Regions from separate parts of the Homo sapiens genome. Here region 1 is linked to region 2. The links are chromatin loops, found by intact Hi-C in ENCODE. Cell type or tissue: HCT116. All regions are shown on one strand.

Region 1 (8,000 bases), 110 kb after region 2:
AGAAACACATTCTACAAACATAGTGGAAAAGGAGCAAAGGCAAGATGACTGCACTGCAGCACTGTGGGCTGTACCCAAAGCACTTGAAACAAACGTCTGCAAACAGAGGACTGCTCTAAGAATACATTACAGTCACATGGCCGGACACAGTGTTCACACCTGTAATCCCAGCACTTTGAGAGGCCGAGGGGGAAGGATTGCTTGAGCCCAGGAGTTTGAGGGTATTGTGAACTATGATCACGTCGGAGCCTGGGTGAAAAGGAGAGACACTGTCTCTGAAAAAAAAAAAAAAAAATTTAATTATAAAAATTTTTAAGTTCTTTAAAAAGATCTAAAAACACCTGGGCAACATGGTGAAACCCCGCATCTACAAAAAATATAAAAATTAGGCTGGAGGCCGGGCGCAGTGGCTCACGCCTGTAATCCCAGCACTTTGGGAGGCCAAGGCGGGCGGATTACAAAGTCAGGAGATCGAGACCATCCTGGCTAACATGGTGAAACCCCGTCTCTACCAAAAATACAAAAAATTAGCCGGGCGTGGTGGCGGGCGCCTGTAGTCCCAGCTACTCGGGAGGCTGAGGCAGGAGAATGGCGTGAACCTGGGAGGCGGAGCTTGCAGTGAGCCAAGATCGCACCACTGCACTCCAACCTGGGCAACAGAGGGGTGAGACTCCATCTCAAAAAAATAATAATAATAATAATTAGGCTGGGGACGGTGGCTCACACCTGTAATCTCAGCACTTTGGGAGGCCGAGGCAAGCGAATCATCTGAGGTCAGGAGTTCGAGACCAGACTGGCCAACATGGTGAAACCTCATCTCTACTAAAAATACAAAAAACTAGCTGGGTGTGGTGGCACGTGCCTATAGTCCCAGCTACTTGGGAGGCTGAGGCAGGAGAATCGATTGAGCCCAGGAGGCAGGGGTTGCAGTGAGCTGAGATCGCACGACTGCACTCCAGCCTGGGCAACAGAGCAAGACTCCGTCTCAAAAAAATTAATAATAAATAAAGTGTATCTAGCACCATTAATGGACCAATATTCCTCCCAAAAAAAGATTTAATATACACATCAATGTTTGCATAAACCTAGAATATTCCTGGATGAACACAAAAGTACAACAAAGCTCGACTTGGGGACTACTGGTTGCCTTGGGAGGGGTGCCTGCAGGGAGTCCAGGGAAGGGGAGTCCAGGGAAGGATTATTTTCCACTCTATACCCTTGTGTACTTATTTATCATGTGACTGGATGACGTTACGAAAATAAAGAAAATTGGCCAGGTGCGGTGGCTCACGCCTGTAATCCCAGCACCTTGGGAGGCTGAGGTTAGCAGATCGCTTGAGGTCAGGAGTTCGAGACCAGACTGGCCAAGATGGTAAAATCCTGTCTCTACTAAAAATACAAAAATCAGCCAGGTGTGGTGGTACGCTCCAGTAGTCCCAACTACTAGGGAGGCTGAAGCGGGAGAATCACTTGGCGCCAGGAGGCAGAGGTTGCAGTGAGCCAAGATTGCACCACTGCACTCCAGCCTGGGCGAAAGAGAGAGACTCCATCTTTAAAAACAAAACAAAACAAAAAGAATGCAAATTATCAGGCCCCACCCCAGATCTACAGAATCAGAAACTCTGGGGTAGGGCCCAGCAATCTGTTTTAATAAGTCCTCCCGAAGACTGGGAGGTACACTAGTTTGAGGAACGCTAGGGTATGTGTATGTGTTTAGGAGATGGGGTCTGAGTTCTCAACTCTACACAATCCTGTTCCACACTGGCGAGCCAGAGCCAATGGCCTCTACTTCCAGACATTATTTGAGGGGTTGGTTCAGGACTCAGGATAGAAGCTAAGCAAGGGAGTCAGGCTGGAGAATGAGGCTAAACAGGAAACAACCCCAGGCAAGTCTCCACCTCTCAGGGCCTCAGGGCCTCACCTGCAAAATGGGAAGAGCCGGGAGAAAGGGACTAGACTAGAAGTTCTTGTTTAAAGACCAGACAGTGCTCCAGGGACCCTTGAACAGGCCATCACTGTATACAGGAGTGCAATTTCTAGGGACATGGAGTCATAGCTTCCTTCACCTTTGCAAAGGTGTCCTCAGCTCCAATGATTAAAAACTTCAGGGCCCCCAGAGGATGTTAAAAGTCCCTCTTCAACATTACTTAATTTAATGAGAAAGTGGGAAAAAAAATCACTAGACAGTAATATACTTGTAAGCGATTTAGAGTTGGCAAGGGACTATCACCCAAGCCCACCAGGAAACAAAGGGGGAAACTGAGGTTCTGCTCAGCAAGAGGTAGGGGGAGGTGGGTCCTAGCCCAAGCATGCCCACACCTGAGAGTATTCCAAACCTTCTAGTTTCAGCAAAACATAAAAACCCCAATTCTGTTTGCTGTTACAAACACCAATTCCCCCTGGAGTTGATGAGAGTTCAGTGACTGTATCCAAGGGGTCGAAATTTGATAGGTTCCAAACAACAGACACATCAGTCAACAGCAGGAGATTTCAATGAAGGGTTGTAGGGAGAAGAATTAGGAAATGCCTGCTGGATTCGGTATCCTTCGGAGGGATGAGACAGCAGGGGGGCATTATTACTTAAATGCCCCCCACTCCAGTGGGGGCTGGGCCTCTGGTGATGATGGACTGGTGGGTGTACACCTGACTGTAGCCGTGGTACCCAGGCTCCATAAGGACCCTTTCCAGAAAGCTGAGTCAATTTTTTCTTCTTTAATGATTTAATTCTGACAAGGATGTATTGCCCAGTGCATTTCATCTATAAACTTTGAACAATGACAAACAGCCACTGTCGACTGAACCACTGGTTCACCCTGGATCTGAAAGACTTTTCTGCTGCCTTTTCTGAGGGAGTAGGACCTGTGACCCCGCCCGGCTGGCTCACTCACAACCCTCTGCCTCTCACCCATCCCCCAAAAATGAGTGGTTCTGAATGAGTTAACGTGGGTGAGGGAGGAATGCAGCCTTATGGAGAGGACAGAGCAGTGACTCAGGAAAACAGCTTGGCATGGAGCGGAAAGCAGCAGAATTTTCCTCTCCTTGTGACATTTTGCTGAAATTGTAACAATATGGGAAGGTCTACTGGGTATTAAGAACCAGGCATGAGGCCGGGCACGGTGGCTCACGCCTGTAATCCCAGCACTTTGGGAGGCCAAGGTGGGCAGATCACAAGGTCAGGAGTTCGAGACCAGCCTGACCAACATGGTGAAACCCCGTCTCTACTAAAAATACAAAAATTAGCTGAATGTGATGGTGAGCACCTATAATCCCAGCTACTCAGGAGGCTGAGGCAGGAAAATTGCTTGAACCCAGGAGGCGGAGGTTGCAGTAAGCCGAGATCATGCCATTGTACTCCAGCCTGGGCAACAGAACGAGACTTTGTCTCAAAAAAAAAAAAAAAAGGAACCAAGCATATGAGGAGATCCTTCCCAAGCCTGTGATCCACCAGAAATCATCCTGGAGCTCAGCACTTCCTGGATGTCTTTTGATTTAAGGGGCATCTTAATTCAAGATAACACAGGCTCATAGCTTTCCTGAGCCAAGAGTATGAAGAGCTAAGAGTTTCGGCCAGGTGTGGTGGCTCACACCCATAATCCCAGCACTTTGGGAGGCCGAGGCAGGCAGATTGCCTGAGGTCAGGAGTTCAAAACCAGTCTGGCCAACATGGTGAAACCCCATCTCTACTAAAAATACAAAAAAATTAGCCAGGAGTGGTGGTGTGCGCCTGTAATCCCAGCTACTTGGGAGGCTGAGGCAGGAAAATTGCTTGAACCAGGGAGGTGGAGGTTGTGGTGAGCCAAGATCGCACCACTGCACTCCAGCCTGGGTGACAGAGCAAGACTCGCTCTCAAAAAAAAAAAAAAAGAAAGAAAGCTAAGAGTTTCTTTTATTATATGTGATATTCTAGGCAATGTTCAAAATGCATTTCCTGTAGTCCCCACTAAGTCACCTGCCTGAGATCACAAAGCTACCAAGGAGCAGTGCTGGGATTTGAACCCAGGCAGTGAGGCTCCGAGGGCCAGAGCAGTACTGGGATTTCAACCCAGGCAGTGGGACTCCGAGGGCCAGCTTCTAATCTCTGTACCACATGGCCTTGTACCAGGAGGGCCTCATCCTCAGCCCTGTAGCAAGAGGACTCCCTAATTTAGGGTCTATGATTTAAGAGCACACTCTCATTTTGCCTTTTTTCCCCTAAACTGCAGATGGAAGTATAGGGACAGAGAAGGTCCAACAAACAGTTTCAGGAACTGGGAAAAGGTGGAAAGTCGTGTCATTCACTGATGACACCGTTCTCTCAAAGGCAGTCCCCAGAAAGCACATTCACCTCCCAATTTCCAAACAGTGGCATCAGTCCCTGAAATAGGCTGGGGGCTCCAGGGCCAACTCACCTCCCCTTTTCCAGCCTCCATCAAGGCTAGGCCTCCCCAGCAGGCCACATCAGGTACCCGCCCTCCACCCCACTCCTGCCCCCACATCCGGTGCCTGAGTCACAGCACATGCCGTTCTCCAGGGGCTAGGAAATGACACACCATTACAGGGAATTGTCTCCTCCCTCAAGGGAAAGGGCCGCAGCTGAAAGGCCGGGAGCTTCTTGTGTTTTTGTGGGTGTTTAATTTCCTTAATGATGTCGACAGCAAGCCTGCTGGGGCCTGAACGAAAAGAGAAGCTTGGTCCACAGGCTGAGACAGGCATGACAGGCCACAGGAGTAGGGCAACCAACCATGTGCTTAGCTGGGTCCCGGGCAAACCAGGACACATAGGTCAAGGCATATGCTCTCATGGGCCAGGTTGCAAACGACAGAGAGGCAGGATGCCACAGTGGTGGGGAATCAGCTTTCTGGCGTCAAAATGCATGCAGAACCTGGCTGTGCTCTCCCCTGCAGTGTGACCGTAAAAAGGCAACTTAACCTCTCTGTGCCTCAGAGAGTTTACCACTTTACAAGTGGTACCTTGTAAAGTTATCGAAGAAGTCAATGAGTTAATTCACGTAAAGCTCTTAGTATAATACCTGGCAAATAGTAAGCACCTATTCAATGGTAACTAATGGGTAACTGTATTTTTTTTAACCAATCACTCTTCCTCCTTTTCTTGCTTCTCTTCCACCTCCTCCCCGACTACCGCCCCCCACTCCAAAAACACAGCTTGCTTTCTGGAAGGAGCATGTTAAATCAATTCCACAAGTTCAAAGCTATGGAAAACACCGGCCTGTGTAGACTGGAGACCAGAATCAGCCCAGGACAGGATTTCTGCATTTCAATCAGACTGAAAATGCCAGGTTTCCCCCAGTAACTGTGAAGGCAGGGTCAGAAGCAGAGGCCTGCTCTACAGCCCTTTTCGTAATCACCAGTCCTCCCCTTGGCCTACTTCAAACATGACCACACACTGCTGCTCCCCCAGAAGCAGCAAAGCAGAGCATGGTTAATCACTTCAAAGCGTTTCCCAAAGACACAGAGCAGGTACCCAAACAGGCCTCCCTTCCCCAGGAATATTTGGGGCCCTCCCCAACCAGTAATTACATCATAAAGAGACAAAAGTCCGGAATTTCCTCCTGGCAGAGCATAGAAGTAAGAAATCAGGAGCAAAGGTTGGGGGTGGGGAGGAAGCAAAATTGTCCTCGCAGCAGAGAATGCCTAAGCCAGGAGGAACTTGTAAATGAAAACCGCTCGCATTAGCAAATGATTATTTCCTCCAACGCTGACCGTCTCTTAGACCCACAGAAACTCGAGGACCGGTCTGCACCCTGGCTGACTTGGGCCTGCCAGAGCTGCCGGGCTGAGCCCTCTCCTCCAGAGGACTGCACTGGCCTGAACTGTGCTTATAAAGAATCTCTGCAAATCAACAGGAACTTCTCATCCAGAGCCGGGATAGGGAGGGCTGGAATGGAAATGAGGCTGTGGAATGAAAGGTCACTCTCAACTTGGGGAAAATGGCATTTCACCAGGAACATCAAGTACCTCGGAGGCAGAACATGCGAGGGGCAGGGAACGCCAAGAGGAGGCACTTACCTGCCATTGAGAAAGTGCGGCTGCTCAGAGGGCCTAGCCTCTCTTGTTCAAAAGAGAACAGAGGCTCACCCACAGCAGACATTCCTGCTTCCGGATCCTCAGCGGCCTCTCCCAGGGGGAGGAGGAAGAAGCAAAGAGAACAGGCTAAGAGTCACCACTTACCAGGCCAGCCCCGGTCTTGTACGCATTAGGTCGCCCGGCGGGGCAAGGACACTGTCACCTCTTTGCAATCAGGCAGTCTGAAACCCAGCGACTTGCCTTCATGTCCCCGGGCTTTCGCCTATAATTTATCACCCTCAACAGCAGCTCGGCTGAGCTGAAAGTCTCCGGTGCAGTGCACCGAAGAGCCATTGATTTCGTGGGATTGTGAATAAATACGAGGAACTGCAGTTGTTCTGCTGGCCGAGGTGACAATATCAGAAGGGAGCCTGGGGGGAGGGAAACAGCTGTGGTTTGCATTTTGAAGTTGTTTTTAACATTTTTAGTAATTGTTTCAGATTCTCCAGTTCTGATGCCCCTCTCCTAGAAATGAGAAAACCCATCTTTTATACTTGAGGTATAATCCTTTCCCACTAGACACAGCCTCCTCCACCCTTCTCTCAATAATGCAGAAGTGGTGATTAAAGGGCACATTCATATGTAAAAGGCGAACTTCCAAACTCGCCTGGCAGGACAGAAATTGCTTCAATCTACAGAAAAGAGGCTGATTTACAATTGAATTCAGTGTTTAGCCCTCAACAACTAGAGGCAATAGCAACCGCGGCCCTTTCTCCTCCCCAGCTGGGATGAGGCCCTCTGGAAAAACGACAACATCGCAACAGGAATTTCCTGGATCAAGAATGCCAAGTTCTTTCCAATTTTACTGAGGCAGGATCCGACTCCCTGTGAGAACGCACTGCCCACCACCCACCCACCCCCTCAGCAGGCCCAGGCCCCAAAGGCTCCCTCCAACATGTGTACATGAGGCCCTTCAAACTCGACCGGAACACCACAAAGAATGTGGAGAAACCGGTTGCCTCTGGCCTTTACATTGTGGCTGGCTGAGGAGCTGGTTCTGGTGGCTGACACCCGTTGGCACTATTTATCCAGCCCCTGCCTGGCTTGGGTTCTGGAAATCTCCGGTGGTAGTGGCTTCCAAACTGCAATGGGGAATCGCGGCGTCAGAGGGCAATTCAGAAACAAAAAGACAGTTCTGTGCTGGCAGCATTTGAAGCACAGAAGTGGGTTGGGAGAAGCAAAGGGAAATTAGCTTCAGAAAGGGGGCAGATGAAGGAAGAGGCGCCACTGCTAACCAACCAAGGTCCCCATCTGCCCTGGATGGTATCTCTAAAAGCCACCTAAAGAAGGCAAAATTCTCTACTGAAACGCCAGGTACGAAGGGACAGGCCCTCCACAGTCACCTTGTCACATTCCTTTGGGGAGCGAAGAGTTCAGACCCAACATGTCACCCAAATTACCCTGGCCAGCCACCACGTAAAGATGCTGCGGCTGTGCATGGTGGCTCACGCCTGTAATCCCAACACGTTGGGAGGCCAAGGCGGGCGGATCACCTGAGGTCAGGAGTTCGAGACCAGCCTGGCCAACATGGCGAAATCCTGTCTCTATTAAAAATACAAAAATTAGCCGGGTGTGGTGGCACACACCTGTGGTACCAGCTACTCCTACTGGGGAAGCTGAGGCAGGAGAATCGCTTGACCCCAGGAGGCTGGAGTGCAGTGAGTCGAGATCACGCCATTGCACTCCAGCCGGGGTGACAGAGCAAGATGCCATCTCAAAAATAAATAAATAAAGATGCTTAACATCACTCAGATAGTAGTGGGGTGATTCTAAGAACATGTCCTATTGTCTACAGGGCTCATGGGTGCACAGAAGGATAGACGGGGTAGCCACTGCAACAGGGCTTTGTAGAAAAGTCAGACAGGAACCAACATTGATGCCCATATGTGAAACATCATGATGCAGCCATAAAATGGAATAAAGATGGAATCCCGTCTG
Region 2 (8,000 bases):
AGCCTGGCCTATAAGGTGAAAACCTGTCTTTACTGCAATTACCAAAATCAGCTGAGCATGATGGCACACGCCTATAATCCCAGCTACTCAGGAGGCTGAGGCACGGGAATCGCTTGAACCCGGGAGGCGGAGGTTGCAGTGAGCCGAGATCACGCCACTGCACTCCAGCCTGGGTAACAGAATGAGACTCTTGTCTCAAAAAAAAGAAAAACAACTTATTCCTCAGGCTCTATTCAGCCAGGCGTCTGATATATTCAAGGTTCCACCCATCAGCTGCATTTGGTACGGATTAAGTGGGGAGAAAAGTGACTGCACGTGGCGGTGTGGACCAGCCTAGGGCCAGCGTGGTTGTGGCCTCGGTGCATCTGTTTCTTTGCAGCCCAGTCCTGCACGGTGGCTTCGGTGGCTTCCTGGAAGCTCAGACCTCATGGCTTTCTTCAGCCCTCCATGTGAGTCCGGAAATACTGTTTTGGGGGTTTGTTTGTTTTTGTTGTTTTGTTTGTTTTTGTTCTTTTGTTTTGTGTTTGTTTGTTTTTTGAGACGGAGTCTAGCTCTGTCGCCCAGGCTGGAGTGCCATGGCATGATCTCGGTTCACTGAAACCTCTGTCTCCTGGGTTCAAGCGATTCTCCTGCCTCAGCCTCCCAAGTAGCTGGGATTACAGGTGCCTGCCACCACGCCCAGCTAATTTTTGTATTTTAGTAGAGATGGGCTTTCACCATGTTGGCCAGGTTGGTCTTGAACTTCTGACCTCAAGTGATCCGCCTGCCTCAGCTTCCCAACGTGCTGGGATTATAGGCAGGAGCCACCGTGCCTGGCTTGTAAATACTGTTAATGCATCAGTGAGATTGAGCCCATGAGTTTGGGAGCAGTCATGCACAGATGATGGGTATTAGATCTTACATAATTGTGGGAGGAGCTGGGGAAGCAGGGGTCTGAGGAGAGATCTGGAGTCACCAAGAAGGTGATCTGAGAAGCTGTGGGGCAAGTTCAGAGGACTCAATGGGGATCTGTGGCCTCTGCAGTCCAGCGGCTGGTGACAGGCCAGGTGCTGACATGCAGGAGTCAGGAAGATGACCTGGACGCAGAGTGGAGGAGAGCAAGGGCAAGCTGGAGCCTGCTGGCGCCACTGCAGTTGTCTGTCCCACATCTAACTACAGCGACCTTGCAACAGTAGAGGCTGTGGCTTCCTTACAGCCTTGGAAATCTCACACAGCTCCTCTTTTGGTCAACTCTAACTGGGAACCACTCGAGAGCCAGGATTCTGGGAAATGTGGTTCCAGCCTAGCCAGGTTGGCACGGAACTGACCAGTACACTTACTAATGCCTTGTGCTTAAACTGGTTGGGTGAATTCTGCTCTCTACAACTGACCAGGCTGACAGAGACCTTGGACAGTTCTGCAGTGGGTACTGTCATCGTTTTGTCCACACAAGACCTTTTGTTTGAACACTTTCCCAACTTATGAGTCTGCACCAGAAGAGGCTTGAATCTCACTTTCCCAGCCTCCTTTGCAGTTAGAAGGTTAGCTATGTGGCCTAGGCTCAGCCAATCACATACACCCAGGTGGCACCCAGGCTCAGCAATCAAATACCCCTGATATGGTTTGGCTCTGTGTCCCCACCCAAATCTCATCTCGAATTGTAAGCCCCATGTGTCAGAGGAGGTGCCTGGTGGGAGGTGATTGAACTGTGAGGGTGGATCTCCCCCTTGCCGTTCTCGTGATAGTGAGTTCTCACAAGATCTGATGCTTAAAAGTAAGGCACTTCCCCCTTTGAACTCCCTCTCCTGCCACCATGTAAGACATGCTTTGCTTCCCCTTTGCCTTCTGCCATGATTCTAAGTTTCCTGAGGCTTCCCCAGCCCTGCAGAAGTGTGAGTCAGTTAAACCTCTTTTCTTTATAAATTACCCAGTCTCAGGTAGTTCTTTATAGCAGTGTGAAAATGGACTAATACAACACCTAAATGGTGCTTAGGTTCAGTCAATCAGATGCACCCACATGGGACCTGGGCTCAACCAATCCAGATACATCCACATGTGAAAGCAATGGAAGTGGATTCTGATGCATGGAATCCAATCTGGCAAGGAGGCAGAAGGGTCGTGCCCAGCGTCACTAGAGAAAGTCGCAGTGTTTGAACCCAATGGGGCAGTGATGTGGGAAGTCTTTTTTTTTTTTTTTTCAGACGGAGTCTTGCTCTGTCACCCAGGATGGAGTGCAGTGGTGCAGTCAAAGCTCACTGCAGCTTCCACTTCCTGGGTTCAAGTGATTCTCCTACCTCAGCCTCCCGAGTAGCTGGGACTACAGGCGTACACCACCATGCCCCTGCTAATTTTTGTATTTGTAATAGAGACAGGGTTTCGCCATGTTGGCCAGGCTGGTCTCAAACTCCTGACTTCAGGTGATCTGCCCGCCTCAGCTTCCCAAAGTGCTGGGATTACATGCGTTAGCCACCATGCCTGGCCAATGTGGGAAGTCTTAACACAAAGGTCCTGCAATGTAATCTGGACATTGTTGGTTGCTGTGCAATCTCCTAATCCATCTCTCTGGCCTTCCCAGGGATTTGTGAGCCACTCAATATCCTTTAACAAATGCCTTTTCTGCTCAAATTAGCTGGAGTGCATTCTGTTATTTGCAACTAAAAACCTGACCCCTCCCAATTCATGTATCCCCCAAGTGTCCGTTTCCCGAGCTGCACAGAGTGGAATAACCACCCCAGGGCAGCTAAGAGAAGCCTGGGGAGTCATTTTGTAAACTCACCACGGTGTCACACACACACACAGGGCTAGTTGTGACTGGGGCAGTGTTGCCTGATGATTCACTGAACTGGCTTGGGAAGTAAGCAGACTGGTTTGAGTCCCGGCTCTGCAGTGACCTTTTGTGTGATCTTGAGCAAGTCACTTTTTTCTCTCTGAACCTCAGCTGCCTCACTGGGAGAATGGGCCTGTTACGAGGGCCTGCTCCATGTAGGGAGTTATTACAAAACCCGAAGGATTACAGCATGGAAAGCCTCAGCACAGAGCCCCACGTGGGGCAGGCCCACATCAGCGACACTTGGAGGAATATAGGTGACCTTTGCTTCTCTAGACTAAAGAAAATAAATAAGAATATAGATGGGGTCCTGATGTACCCTGATATGAAGGTGGCAGCTAAATGCTGACCTTTGGAAAACTCAACTCTGATTATCGCCACTCGACTGTATAGTTTAAAATGGACGGTCGGCCGGGCGCGGTGACTCATGCCTGTAATACTAACACTTTGGGAGGCCAAGGCAGGTGGATCGTTGAGGTCAGGAGTTTGAGACCAGCCAGGCCAACATGGTGAAACCCCGTCTCTACAAAAAATACAAAAATTAGCCAGAAATTGCTTGAACCCGGGAGGCGGAAGTTGCAGTGAGCCAAAATCGTGCCACTGCACTCCAGCCTGGGCAACAGAGTGAGACTCTGTCTCAAAATAAAATAAAATAATAAAATAGACAGGCACACTGGCTCACACTTATAATCCCAGCACTTTAGGAGGCCAAGGCGGGTGAGTCGCTTGAGCTCACGAGTTCAAGACCAGCCTGGGCAACATTGTGAAACCCCGTCTCTGCAAAAAAATTTAAAAATTAGTTGGGCATGGTGGCGTGTGCCTGTAGTCCCAGCTGCTCAGGAGGCTGAGGCGGGAGGATGGGGTGAGCCTGGGAGGCGGAAGTTGCTGTGAGCAGAGACGTCCCTATAGCACTCAAGCCTGGGCGACAGAGCAAGACCTTGTCTCAAAAAATAAATAAATAAAATAATTGGGCTCAGTCCCCTCGGAAAGAAACCCCCTTCAGGTTCTACTGAACGGTGAGCCCCTCAGAGAGGGCTCCCAATCACATCATCTCCCTACCCGCCTAGCTTTATTTACCTTCAGCGCATCTAGCCCGCCTGGGATTATATTACATGCATACAGGTATCAAATTGCTTCCCAGTGAGAGTGTCAGATCAATAAGGACAGAGACCGAACCTGTTTTGTTCACTACTGTGTCACTACTGAGGACTTGACTCATACAGAGAGCTCAGTGAACAGCTGTCTCCGGAATGAAGGGTTTTGGCCCACGTGCTCGCTGTCCCCAGTGGGCCAGATCTCTCCACAGGCTGCAGTTTTGCCTATGGCCACCAGATAGCGAGCTTGCTGGACTGCATGAAAAGGTCTGAGCCAGTTCCTGCCCCGGTCATTGCCAAAGGAAACCAGCAAGGAACTGGCAGCTTCTGCCAGGTTCACCAGACCTCACTGCATCTCCCTCTTCTTCTCCTCATTCTGAAAACACTCAACCCAGACTGGAACCTTCAAGCCCCTCCCCTCCTACCTGGCCTCTCACTGACCCACTGGTGTGGCCTGAGAAGTAAGCAGATTAGAGAGTGTTCTAATTAGGTGGAGTGGATTCTGTTATTTGCAACTAAAAACCTGACCCCTCCAAATGCATGTAACCCCTGAGTCTCAGTTTTCCAAGCTGCACAAAGAGTGGAATAACCACCCCACTGGGCAGCTAAGAGGAGCCTGGGGAGTCATTTTATAATGGTGCTCACTGCAGGGCCGTTTGCCGTGGCCAGAGTTTGGGGACAATCTCAATGTCCACCAGCTGGGGGCTGGCCACATGCATTATCCCGTGTCCACATAGCAGATATCACACCCCCTAAAAATGGATGGAGGTGCTCTTGAACTGCACTGATATGGATCAATACTCAAGGCTTCAGATTAAGTTTAAAAAAAAAAAACGGGGCAAGGGGACAGGGCAGAAGAGTGTGTATCAAATGCTATCATTTATGTAGAAAAAGGGGGCCGGGAGCAGTGGCTCATGCCTGTAATCCCAGCACTTTAGGACACCGAGGCGGGCAGATCACCTGAGGTCAGGAGTTCAAGACCAGCCTGGTCAACATGGTGAAACCCTGTCTCTACTAAAAATACAAAACTCAGCTGGGCATTGTGGCGGGTGCCCTTAATCCCAGCTACTCGGTAGGCTGAAGCAGAAAAATTGCTTGAATCCAGGAGGTGGATGTTGTAGTGAGCTGAGATTGCGCCACTGCACTCCAGCTTGGGCGACAGAGCGAGACTCCGTCTTAAAAAAGAAGAAAAGGAGCAGAGAAAAATGTCTCTGCATTTGTTTGTAAATGCAGACTCTCCCTGAGGACTATGTGGGAAGGGGGATTGGAGGGGACCGAGGTAGCAGGGAGGGAGAGGCTTTATACTATGGGCCCTTTCGTATCTTCAGATTTGAGTCATGTGGGCTGTTTTACCTGGTCAGATGAATGGTAAAACTAAAAGCAACCATTTCTCTATCCTCGAGTAAGCAAGCCACTTCCCTAGATGTCTTTGCTTCTAAGGGAGGTTGCGGCAGAGGCTGGATGGGGGTGCAGTGGGACACCTCAAGGTGGCCTCTGCATTTGAATGCTGCGCTGCTGGCTACTCGCTACTTAGGAGCCCAGCTGCTGGCTGCTCGCTACTTAGGAGTGGCATGACCTTCATTGTGTCCAAGCCCTGGGGACACAGCAGGGAACAGAGAAAGCACCTCCCTCACCCAGCTCACATTCAACTGGGACACACAGGAGAAGTAATAAAACCCCACACCCTTTGCTCAGAGATATGAAGAAAATATTGAGGGCATGATGGGCCCGTGGGCAGGTGGCTATTTCAGGAGTGACATCTGAAGAATCAGGTACCAGCCACAGAAGAGGGTATCAGGTCAAAGGAGCAGAGAGTGCAGTTGAGACTAGAAAGGCAGGAGCTGAAAGAAGACAATGGATGACCCCTCGTAGCCATGGCCCCTCCTTTCTCTGGTCTTCAGGATGAAATGAGACAACAGAGGAAAGGTGCACACACATGCCCAGGAACGGGAAGCTAACATTCTTCTCACTTAAAAAAATGACTTGGAGGCTAGGCACGGTGGCTCACACCTGTAATCCCAGCACTTTGGGAGGCTGAGGCAGGCGGATCACCTGGGGTTGGGAGTTCGAGACCAGCCTGACCAACATGGAGAAACCTCATCTCTACTAAAAATACAAAATTAGCTGGGTGTGGTGGTGGATGCCCGTAACCCCAACTACTCGGGAGGCTGAAGCAGAATTGCTTGAACCCGGGAGGCGGAGGTTGCAGTGAGCCAAGATCGCGCCATTGCACTCCAGCCTGGGCAACAAGAGCAAAACTCTGTCTCAAAAAAAAAAAAGACTTGGGAGGCCAAGGTGGGTGGATCACCTGAGACAAGGAGTTCGAGACCAGCCTGGCCAACATGGCGAAAACCCCATCTCTACTAAAAATACAAAAATTAGCTGGGCATGGGTGGTAGGCACCTGTAATCCCAGCTACTCGGGAGGCTGAGGCAGGAGAATTGCTTCAACCCGGGAGGCTGAGTTTGCAGTGAGCTATCACACCACTGCACTCCAGCCTGGGTGATGGAGACTCTCCCTCCAAAAAAAGAGGAGAGTCCAGGTGCCATGGCTTACACCTGTAATCCCAGCACTTTGGGAGTCTGAGACAGGCAGATCACTTCAAGTCAGGAGTTCAAGCCCAGCCTGGGGAATATGTGAAACCCTCGTCTCTAAAAATACCAAAAAATGAGCCAGGCATGGTGGTGCACATCTGAATCCCCAGCTACTTGGGAGGCTGAGGCACCAGAATTGCTTGAACCCAGGAGGCGGAGGTTGCAGTGAGCTGAGATTGCGCCACTGCACTGCAGCCTGGGTGACGGGGCGAGAATCCGTCTCAAAAAAAACAAAAAATGAGAATAACTTGTAGACAGTCTGTCTTCCTGTGAAGAATGAGAGGCCCACCCTGACAGGGCTCCTGTGCCCTGCTCACCATCTGTCCCCAGTAACTGAAACTGTGCATGGCTAATGACAGGTCCCCTGTAATACTTGAGTAACTGAACGATTGTTGTCCCCATTAGGATGCAAGTTTGATGAAGGCAGGGACCCGACTCCTTGATGGCACCATGGGATCCTCAGTGCCTGGACAGTGCCTGACGCGATGTGTGTTTGCTGATTGGCAGGAATGAACTTATGCCCACGCGGGCCAACCTCCCCTGCCGGCCATGTCATGTCTTGGCCCTTGGCACAGGAAGGGGTTTGTGGAGATCTTTTCTGGGGAGTTACTGGATTGCAGAGAAGGAACACTGCTGCCCAGGAAACCAAACCTCAGCCTTTCAAGCCGGCTTCATTCTACTCATACCCTGTGCACCTCCAGCCAGGCCCAGAGCCATGGACCAGGGCACCTGCGAGGGGCTGGGATCCTTGCTGCCCACGCGAGGCCTGTTAGCTCGGCCTCCCTACGGGCTTCAAGAAGACAACTCCGTCCTCTCCCAACTGTTTGACGAGGACTGGCGTGGGGGGCACCCACTAGGGCCCATTCTCTCCAGTGTGCCCACCACCTGGCTGTGGGGGGTGTTCATGACCTCTCACGGCCCCTTCTGTGTTTGGTCGTGCAAACCTGACACAGCCATCCCGACCAAATGGAAAACTGCAAATTCGAGGACGACCACGGCATTTTTCCAAAACAGTTTAATTAAAAAAAGGTAAAGAAATCTGAAAAAACTGGGGGGGTGGGGGAAGGAACGGGCAAACCCAAAAAAGCATATAGTGTGAGTCTACTGGCTCAGTCACAAAGAAACACCACCATCAAAAAGATATTTAAGTTTAATACAAATTTTATACAAAGAAAATGTGAAAAAATACTTCCATATGCTAAAAGCAATTATGCTTCACAAATAAGGCCAGCTAGGCTATTTTTTTTTTTTGACAACTGCAATTCACAAATGTTCTTTCTCTCCTGTTTTCTTCTAATACTCTCTTATTTCTTCTCTAATATGGGTAACTAGCTGGAAACTGTACAGTTCGCATCCTCTTAACAATGAAGAGAAAGTAAACAAGACTAAAATGTACAACAAAACGTACTGGAATGATATCGTACAATTAATTTTCTCATATACATACATCACCTTTTGCTTTTTCATCAATGCTTTTTGTTTTACACAACATACAAAATGGCTCTA

What was found. Hi-C counts contacts between places; a loop is a spot of excess contacts. Peaks named below come from ENCODE experiments on the same cell type or tissue, not always from the same donor. Only the 100,000 strongest peaks of a DNase experiment are listed, where the experiment ranks them.
Region 1: it touches region 2 in a loop (4-fold over the local background); 2 of 110 quality-filtered maps call a loop at or near these places.

The regions. Positions count from the first base shown.
Region 1 is chr20:47,312,946-47,320,945 of GRCh38, forward strand. The region is part of intron 2 of ZMYND8 (zinc finger MYND-type containing 8); the gene reads right to left. It overlaps LOC100131496 (a long non-coding RNA gene), which reads left to right and starts at 5,557. Exons shown (of 1, transcript NR_024594.1): 1 at 5,557-7,809. RefSeq lists enhancers at 3,542-4,459, 3,795-4,994, 4,460-5,377, 5,378-6,294, 6,295-7,213. In HCT116, no CTCF peak of the experiment used is centred here; DNase peaks (open chromatin) are centred at 2,955, 4,516 and 7,006; H3K4me3 peaks cover 4,670 bases; H3K27ac peaks cover 6,162 bases.
Region 2 is chr20:47,201,723-47,209,722 of GRCh38, forward strand. It overlaps ZMYND8 (zinc finger MYND-type containing 8), which reads right to left. Exons shown (of 23, transcript NM_001281775.3): 23 at 7,492-8,000. Among named protein-coding and RNA genes, the nearest start is that of MIR3616, 39 kb to the left of the region's middle. RefSeq lists a silencer at 5,363-5,657 and enhancers at 6,474-7,099, 7,100-7,723. In HCT116, CTCF peaks have their summits at 4,139 (motif pointing right) and 4,343; DNase peaks (open chromatin) are centred at 2,849 and 4,089; H3K4me3 peaks cover 1,490 bases; H3K27ac peaks cover 4,531 bases.